Linked DNA regions of Homo sapiens: region 1 is linked to region 2. The links are chromatin contacts, found by Hi-C or POLR2A ChIA-PET in ENCODE. All regions are on one chromosome and are shown on one strand. Each heading gives the region's core, a stretch centred on a gene start or an enhancer-like site at or near the end of the contact. The rest is flanking DNA. Distances are from core to core; before and after follow the strand shown. Region 1 overlaps LOC107984931 (a long non-coding RNA gene). Region 2 holds the start of GALE (UDP-galactose-4-epimerase).

What was found. Hi-C counts contacts between places; a loop is a spot of excess contacts on that map. ChIA-PET counts read pairs that join two places held with the same protein, here RNA polymerase II (POLR2A). Pooled maps may share reads with other maps.
Region 1: a map with no recorded cell type shows a loop between it and region 2 (2.4-fold over the local background). The contact joins the enhancer-like site here to the promoter of GALE in region 2. A Hi-C loop is called at or near these places in 1 of 168 maps with a recorded cell type or tissue (K562), 1 of 37 single-sample maps with no recorded cell type and 1 of 50 pooled maps. POLR2A ChIA-PET finds 5 or more read pairs at or near these places in 3 of 52 experiments (IMR-90, K562 and WTC11).

The regions. Positions count from the first base shown.
Region 1 is chr1:24,043,766-24,049,057 of GRCh38, forward strand. All of the region lies in intron 1 of LOC107984931 (a long non-coding RNA gene), which reads left to right. Among named protein-coding and RNA genes, the nearest start is that of MYOM3-AS1, 20 kb to the right of the region's middle. Within about 2 kb of position 2,711, at least 15 of the 41 ENCODE cell types and tissues checked have a DNase peak (open chromatin) inside an H3K27ac peak, as active enhancers do.
Region 2 is chr1:23,797,945-23,802,003 of GRCh38, forward strand. GALE (UDP-galactose-4-epimerase) reads right to left here and starts at 2,810. Exons shown (of 12, transcript NM_001008216.2): 1 at 2,768-2,810; 2 at 1,422-1,492; 3 at 943-1,068; 4 at 671-786; 5 at 173-286. The coding sequence starts at 1,063. It overlaps HMGCL (3-hydroxy-3-methylglutaryl-CoA lyase), which reads right to left. Exons shown (of 9, transcript NM_000191.3): 9 at 3,941-4,059. RefSeq lists silencers at 2,221-2,320, 2,371-2,850, 3,011-3,220.

The DNA of each region.
Region 1 (5,292 bases), core at 1,461-3,960, 250 kb after region 2:
TCATGGCTCACAGCCAGCAAGGAAGAGAGTACTAGGAGTTGAGCTTAAGAGGTCTCAGGAGCCCATTTGTGTAGGGCCTTGTGGGCCATGATAAACACTTTGTATTTTATTCAAAATGTGATGGCAAGCCACTGGAAAGTTCCAAACAGTGATGTCATGCTATGTGGAGACTGGGTTATGGAGAGGTCAAGAAGGGAAGCCTCGACTCCCAGAGCTCAAGTGATCCTCCTAGCTCAGCCTCCTGAGTAGCTGGGACTACAGGTGTGTGCCACCGTGCCCAGCTAATTTTTAATTTTTTGTAGAGACAAAATCTTGCCATGCTGCTTAGGCTGGTCTTGAACTCCTGGGCTCAAGTGATCAGCCCACCTTGGCCTCTCAAAGAGTTGGGATTACAGGTGTGAGCCACGGTGCCCAGCCTGATTTTTTAATAGTGGTAAAATATACACAACATAAAATTTACCATTTTAACAAAAGAATTTTTTTTTTGAGGTGGAGTTTTGCTCTTGTTGCCCAGGCTGGAGTGCAATGGCACGATCTCAGCTCACTGCAACCTCTGCCTCCCAGGTTCAAGCGATTCTCCTGCCTCAGCCTCCCAAGTAGCTGGGATTACAGGTATGTGCCACTGTGCCTGGCTAATTTTGTATTTTTAGTAGAGATAGGGTTTCTCTATGTTGGCCAGGCTGGTCTCTAACTCCTGACCTCAGGTGATCCACCCACCTCGGCCCCCCAAAGTGCTGGGATTACAGGTGTGAGCCACCACGCCCGGCCCATTTTAACTATTTTTAAGTGTACAGTTCAGTGGCATTAAGTACATTCATAATGTTGTGTCATCATCACCACTATTTCCAGAACTTTTTTTTATCATCCCAAACAGAAACTCTATGCCCGTTAGACAGTAACTTCCTATTCCTTCCTCCCCTCAGCCTCTGGTAACCTCTATTCTACTTTTTGTCAATGAATTTTCCTGTTCTAGGTACCTCATATAGGTGCAATGATACAATCTTTGCCCTTTTGTGTCTGGCTTTCAGGGTTCATCCATGTTGGAGGATGTGTCAACATTTCACTCCTTTTAAAGGTTTTCAAGATTCATCCATGTTGTAGCATGTGTCAGCAGCTCATCCCTTTTAAAGGCTGAGTAATATTCCTTTTTTTTTTTTTTTTTTTTAGACGAAGTTTTGCTCTTGTTGCCCAGGCTGGAGTGCAGTGGCGCGATATCTTGGCTCACTGCAACCTCTGCCTCCAGGGTTCAAGCGATTCTCCTACCTCAGCCTCCTGAGTAACTGGGATTACAGGCATCCGCCACCAAGCCTGGTGGCTTGGTTTTTTTTTTTTTTTTGAGACGGAGTTTGGCTCTCGTTGCCCAGTCTGGAGTGCAATGACGCTATCTCAGCTCACTGCAACCTCCGTCTCCCAGGTTCAAGCGATTCTCCTGCCTCAGCCTCCTGAGTAGCTGGGATTATAGGCACGGGCCACCACGCCTGGCTAATTTTGTATTTTTAGTAGAGACAGGTTTTTTCCATGCCTGTAATTGCCACCACGCCCAGCTAATTTTTTTTTTTGTCTTTTTAGTAGAGACGGGGTTTCTCCATGTTAGTCAGGCTGGTCTCGAACTTCTAACCTCAGGTGATCCACCCGCCTCAGCCTCCCAAAGTGCTGAGATTACAGGCATGAGCCACTGTGCCTGGCCTTAATTTTTTGTATTTTTAGTAGAGACAAGGTTTCACCATGTTGGCCAGGCTGGTCTTGAACTCCTGACCTCAGGTGATCCACCCGCCTTGGCCTCCCAAAGTGCTGGGATTACAGGCATGAACCACAGCGCCCAGCAGCTGTCTCTGGTAATTGAACAGTTTAACTTGATTCTGTCCCACAGAAATATAACAAGAGCCATATATAGAATTTAATTTTTTTTTTTTTTTTTGAGACAGGGTGTCCCTCTGTCACCCAGGCTGGAGTGCAGGGGCATGATCACAGCTCACTGAGGCCTCGAACTTCTGGGCTCAAATGATCCTCCTGTCTTAGCCTCCTGATTACTAGAACTACAGGCACGTGCCACTGTGCCCAGCTATTTTTATTTTTGTAGAGACAGGGATCTCACTGTGTTGCCAGGGCTGATCTCAAACTCCTAGGCTTAAGCAATCCTCCCTCCTTGGCCTTCCAAAGTACTGAGATTACAGGCGTGAGCCACTGTGCCCAGCTGAATTTTCTAGTAGCCATATTAAAACAATAAAAAGAGGCCCTGCAAATCACTGGCAAGCTACTTAACCTTCTTGATCTTCCACTCCCTCTTGGGTAAGATATCCACCAAAGGGCAATTGTAAAGGTCAGATGAGGTAGCATATAGGAAAGATACACATGAAAATGATTTGCTAGTGCAACATCTGATAGTCAAAGTGTTATTTTTATTTTTCTGGAAATAAACAAATGATTTGAAAAAGTATCATGTGGTGAGCACCAGATGGATAATGAGACAAGTTTATTAAACATCTTAAACTGTGCAGTCAGTGACAAAAGCAAGTGGGAAGCAACTAAAGATGTTAGAGCTGGGAAAGCCGCCTCATCTGGTCAAAGTCAGGAGGAGCAAATCCCTCTGAGCCACCAGCCCGTTTGCCCACTTGGCTCGACCCCAGCTGACAGCCCGTGCAGGAGTTATTGCTGCTTGGGAGACTTGAGATTTTGGCCAGTAGCATTCTTTTGTAATCTTCTATGTGACTGTATCCGCCCACATTTCTGACTCAGAATGAACAGGGAAAGGCGCTGCTGGCAGCTGAATTACCTCAAAACCCAGCTCCAGCCAACCCTTTGAATAGTGATGAGAGCAATGTGCTCCTCCACACATCACCTAAATAGGGAGGCCCATTTGTTATCACCACTTGGCAGATGAAAGTATTGTTTCACAGCGGTTAAGTGATTAGGCCTGGATAAGCAAGCAGAATTTCGAACCCAAGTAGCCTGACCGTGGGCCTTGTGCTGTTAGCCCTGAGGCTGCTTTAGGGACCAGAGATTACGTTATTAGGCAAATATTAAATAAACTCAGTGCATTTAGTTGCCTTCCCACCCTCAGAAAGCAACCTGGACTCAACCACTTTATTACTGATTTATTTATATCACTCTATTTTGCAGATGAAAAGCATCATTGAGTATCTCTCCCTCTCTCTTTTTTTTTGAGACAGGATTTTGCTCTGTCGCCCAGGCTGGAGTGCAGTGGTGCAATCATGGCTCACTGCAGCCTCGACCCCCTGAGCTCAAGCAATCCTCCTTCCTCAGCCTCTCAAGTAGCTTCAGTGATTCTATTTTTAGTACTTTTAGTGGTCACCCCACACCTCTAAAGGAAGGTTTGGGCCAAGCATGGTGGCTCATGCCTGTAATCCCATCCTTTGAAAATAAACTCACCCTCATAGCTCAGTAATTTGTTGCTGCTGAGATGATTGAAAAGAATGGACCTTGAGTTCGAACTGTTCAGTTGTGGTTGTCACTTAAGGTCCAGCTTGCTGGGCTTCTCTGGAGTGCTGAGGCAAGGGGTGCCCCGCCCTATCCAAAATCTGTGTTATGAGTCAGAAGGCAGAGACGCCAAAAGTCCATGGGGCAATTCCCAGGAGGAGGGCCTGCTCTGAGTGACATGTCCTCTTGGTTCTGTGGACTCCTCACCTGGAGGGGGCATCTGAAGACAGAATCCAGGACAGTAAGTCCCAATGAGGAGTTCCATTCATGGTGTGGCAAGTAAGCTCCAACTGGACTGATCTCCGGGCAGATTTCAACTGTTAACTCCGGGGGAAAAAAAAAAGCACTGGAGATTAAAAAAAAAAGCAGGCAGATTCTGAAGAGGAGTCGACACTTGGAAGAAGGAAATGGCACAGGATGAATTTCTCCTGTTTTTAATTTAAATTTTTTTCTTTTCTATTTTAAAAATATTTATTTATTTACTTAAAAAAATTAAGGTGCGGTCTCACTATGTTGGCTGGGCTGGTCTCAAACTCCTGGGCTCAAGTGATCTGCCTGCTCAGCCTCCCAAGGTGCTGGGATTACAGGTGTGAGCCACTGTGCTTGGCCTGTCTTTTGACTTTTAAAACCTATCCTGAACATTTTTCCATGCTGCTGCTTTTTTTCTTCCCCCTCTCTGTCGCCTAGGGTGGAGTGTAATGACATAATCTCGGCTCACTGCAAACTCCACCTCCTGGGTTCAAGCAATTCTCCTGCCTCAGCCTTCTGAGTAGCTGGGATTACAGGCACGCACCAACAGGACCGGCTAATTTTTGTATTTTTAATAGAGATGGGGTTTCACCATGTTGGCCAGGCTGGTCTCAAACTCCTGGCCTCAAGTGATCCACCCACCTCAGCCTCCCAAAGTGCTGGGATTACAGGTGTGAGCCACAGAGCATGGCCATGTTTTCCCCCCATGCTTCTAAATATTATATATATATATATATATATATATATATATATATATATATATATATATATATATATATAGACAGGACCTCACTCTGTTGCCCAGGCTGGAGTGCAGTAGTGCAATCTCAGCTCACTGCAGCTATGACCTCCCCAGACTCAGGCTATCCTCCCATCTCAGCCTCCTGAGTAGCTGGGACTATAGACATGCACCACCACACCCGGCTAATTTAATTTTTTTTTTTTTGTAGAGACAGGGTCTCACTATGTTGCCCAGGCTGGTCTTGAACTCCTGGGCTCATCTTCCAGAGTTGCTGGGATTACAAGTGTGAGCCACTTTGCCCATCCATGCAATATCATTGTTGGTGACTGTGTATCAGTCACAATATGACTAGATCGTAATTGATTATTAAGTGTGTTAGCCTTATATTTTACACATGAATCACAAGCATTTTTCTCAGTTGGTTTCCGCTTTATAACTTTATGGTGAGCCTGTCCTTTCATTAGTTGGCTGTGGTCCAGTAAAAACCAACCACCATCTCTCTGGGTAAACATCTGATAAATGGTGTTTCTCATGTGGGCAGGGTCCATGTCTTTTTTGTTTATCACTGTATTGCCAGTGCCTAGCATAGCACCTGGAGTGAAAGAACTACTCACAAAATTTGTGTGCGGGTCCGGTGGCTCATGCCTATAACTCCAGCATTTGTGAGGCCGAGGCAGATGGATCGCTTGAGCCCAGGAGTCTGAGACCAGCCTGGACAACGTGGCAAAACCCCAAGTCTACAAAAAAATACAAAAATTAAGCTGGGCGTGGTGGTGCACAACATGTAGTCCCAGCTTCCCAGGAGGCTGAGGTGGGAGGATTGCCTGAGTCTGGGGAGGTCGTAGCTGCAGTGAACTGAGATT
Region 2 (4,059 bases), core at 1,560-4,059:
AATGGGGCTGAGGTGATGAGCACTCTCATTTACAGATGGGGAAACTGAGACTGGGAGGTAAAGACATGAGTCCAGGATGATACAGCTTGGGCTCTGTGTTTGGCACTGCCTGCCAGGCTGGGGTCCAGCTGGACACCCTCCTAGTGTCTGTGCCCTGTCCCATGCCTCTCACCTCCAGAAGCTGGATGGTCCCGGTCAGGTTAACTCTGTAATAATCCAGAGGCTTCTGCACCGACTCGCCCACGGCCTTGAGCCCCGCAAAGTGGATGACCGCCATAAAGCTGTACTGCAGGGGTGACATGGCCAGAGGTTGCTCTACTGGTTTTAGTCCTTGGCAATGCCCTCAGCCTGCCTGCCTGCACTCACCTTTTTTTTTTTTTTTGACAGTCTCGCTCTGTTGTCCAGGCTGGAGTACAGTGGTGCCATCTCAGCTCACCGCAACCTCCACCTCCCAGGCTCAAGCCATCCTCCCATGCCAGCCTCCCGAGTAGCTGGGACCACAGGTATGGGCTACCATGCCCAGCTAATTTTTGTATTTTTCTGTAGAGATGGGGTTTCACTGTGTTGAGCAGGCTGGTCTTGAACACCTGGGCTCAAGTGATCTCCTCACCTCGGCCTTCCAAAGTGCTGGAATTACAGGCGTGAGCCACCGTGCCCAGCCTGCACCCACCTTTTTGAAGAGACGCTGTAGGGCTCCCTGGTCCAAAATGTCCATCTCCTCAAACTCCACAGAGCGGCCTGTCAGCTCCTGGACCCGCCGCAGGCTCTCAGGCAGGGAGCCCCCTCCTGGTAGGGTACATGTAGGCCACATCATCACGACATGGGGTGCTGTGTTCCCAGGGACTAGCCAGACACACATTCCCCGCCCGGTGGTGGAGGTGGAACCCAGGGTTTTGCTTCTGCCATCCCCTCAAGTAGCCCCAGCCCCACTGCCCCGCTCACCACGGAAGGCATTATGGAAGTTATCGATGACCACAGGCAAGTAGCCAGCCTCCAGCAGCTCCAGCACCGTGTGGCTGCCAATGTAGCCAGCCCCACCTGTTACCAGCACCTTCTCTGCCATGGCACCTGGCCCAGGATACAGAGTCTCAGAGGTGGCTGAGGCTGCCTGCTCAGAGCTTCCTTCCCACTGGAATCCTGCCCCCTAAGCTCGCTTTGGAAGGAGGCGGCAGTGTGCCCTAGGTACCAGACTGGCTCAGAAGTCAGCCCTGGGGCAAGTCTGGGTACCATCACTTTCTGGCCTTAGGCTTTGGAAATTAATTAGCCTCTTGGCCTCAGTTTCTATCTCTGTAAAACAGAGCTAATAATTGTATAAACTTCATGAGGCAGCGTGAGGGTTCAGTGAGGTGATCTTAAGGGCCCGCCACAGCAGAGCTGGGGAGACCTGACACACAGGCACCTTATTTTCTAGTTCCACTTGCCTTGGAGTTGGAAAAGATGGAATCTGAGGATCCACACTTCTTTGTCCAAGGTGACTGAGGACTGGAGAGTCCTGGGCAGAAGGAAAATGGCAGCACGATTGGGACTCCAGGGTCGCAGGAAGGGGTTCTGTCTGCTCAGACCCAGGCTTGTCCAATGCCTCCGCCTTCGCTAGGTGTAAACTGGCTCCTGGGCGCAGTGACTAATACCTCCTGCTCTAGGCGGCCCCCACCCCCTTTCCCTCAAGGGTCAGCTGGGAGGAAGCAGGAAATAGATCACATGGCCTCAAGGGTGAGGTCCTTTGCCAGGCAGGCTGAGGCCAGCTCAGGGGCAACCACACCGTGGTTGGTCCTGGAGGGGGCCCCACCCCAACCCCCGCTCAGCCTCTGCCCATGCCAGGGCCAGCCCGGTCACTCCTGGCTCAGAGTTAGGAATCCCGCCCAACTTAGGCTACTCTGGGTGGGCCGTGTAGACGTGGACTTGGCCAGGTGCGCACCTCCACCCTGAACAAACTCTGCGGGTAGTACGGGGAGGAAGCCCCAGACACTGAGGCCTTTCATTCCCAGCGACCGGGCCCGCTGCCGCCTTCCTCCACGCTGCCTCTATCCCCTTCTGGGCTCACGCAGCTCCAACCCACTTGACCAAGAGCCCTCTGCGTGCCAGGCTCCGTACCAGGCACTTTTGCATGATTTTCCTGAATTCCCCCAGCATCTCGGTGAGACAGGTGTTATCACTGGCACTTTACAGATACAGATACTAGGGCCAGAGAGGTGAAACAGTTGCCCTTCGGTCCCACAGCTGGCGACAGCGGGCTGGAATCTGGATCGCCAGGCTCGCAGCCCGGCCCTCTCCCCAGGCGGCTCGCCCTTCCCCCACCGCTGCCCGCTGGACTCTGCCCGCCGCGCCGAAGCCGCCCCCGCCCCCGCCCCGCGCCTGGCGCGGACCCCGAAAGTGGTCGCAGAGAGGCCCTGGGAAGCACGAAAGCTGGTCTGAGGCCGGCTGCGCCCCCGACAGCGGAGTGACCTTGCTCAGCCGTCGCCCACTCGGTTTTCCCAGTCTGTCTGTTGGAGGGAAGGGGAGCTAGGCCGTGGGCATACGAGGGCGGCTGGGTCTCAGGCTGGGCTTTGGGCTGTAGCGCGGAGCGGGGCCGAGCTAGGAGTCCTCAGGCCGGCAATGAATGAACCCCGGCCGCCCCAGCCCGGGCAGCGGGGAACTGGGACAAAGGGGGCGGGCCTGCCCTGGAGGGACGCTGCCAGGAACACGACCCGCCCCTCGGAAACTCCCTCGCTCCCCGCGGACTCCCCGGCCCCTCGCGAGCCCACCCGGCCCTTCATTCCGTCTCCCGAACCTGCTCGGGTTCCCGCGCCCCACGCTTGCTGCAGAGGCACCGCCTCCTACGCCCGAGCCGCGGGCCCTTTAAGTGCTGACGGCCCACTCCGGCCCCGACCCCGCCCCTCCACGCCCCCAAGGAAACATGTCACTCGGGTTACGGCCACTACGGGGAGGGCGGGAGGACAAAAGGCCTCCGCGCTGTGACGAAGACTGCGCAGCGCGCGCCCGCGGAAGGCGGAAGTGGGCGGTGCCACCCCGCGAGAGGCGCCGCCGGCGCCAGGTCCCAGTAGCGGGTGGGTCCTTGCCGGTGCCCCGGGTCCCCGCGCTAGCTCGTCCCAACCCCTGGAAGAGGGCTGCGCTTCCGAGGGGGCAGGGGGCAGAGGGTAGGGGGCCCACGCCTCCGCCCCACTCTGACCCGCAGGTTTTCAGACTTGCCGGTGTGTGCCAAACCATGAATTCAAAATCTTGAACTACCCGATCCCACGGGACTAAGGCAGGAGGGGGTCGCAGGGGGCCTGGTGCTGGAAGTCCAGTTTGCAAATAAACCAAGGAGCTGGAGGAAGCTGTCAGGCCACACTAGCGGTTCCAGCGCTCTTGGCTCTCAGCCCCCACCTGCCGGGAAGGGTCGGTCTGCACTCTGCCTTCCACGACGGCAGGTTAGAAAATGATTGTTTGTTTACAATGAAAAGTAGTAGAGCTAGAGAATAATATGCACAAAATGTGACATCCTGCGTGATGAAACCAGAGCAAAGGAGCCCTAAATGCAGGAGCGCACAGGTGTCCGCGCAGCCGGGAATCAGCCAGCGCCTGCCCGCAGAGTCCAGGGAACCGACAGGTGAGCGCTCCCGGGCCCGGGAGCGCCAGGGAGAGGCCGGGCCACCGAGGCCCAAAGCAGCAAGTGTGTCCTCAGGGGAGCTTGTGCAATAGCCCCAGTCACAGAGGCAAAGCTCAGAAACAACCCCGTCGGGTGTTCTGGCCAGCAACTGCCGCAAGCAGCCTCCTGAGTAAGCCCAAAACCACTGATTTCCAGTCACTATGGATTTGGGGCTCAGGTGGGGAAACAGGGAGGAAATCCAAAGATTAATAAACTAGTTCATAGTCTCCATTTTCCTCTCAGAGTGCAACATGGTAAAGTATTTTACTCCCCCACGCGCATGTATACACACAGCTGCACAACCGAATGCTGGAATTATGATGTGCCATTCAACCTTTAATTACATAAGCTGTTTTCAAAAATCACATTCAGCGTGGAGATTTTCCAGAGATGCTGGAGTTGGCAGACGGCCACCACGTAGCTCTCCACTTTCC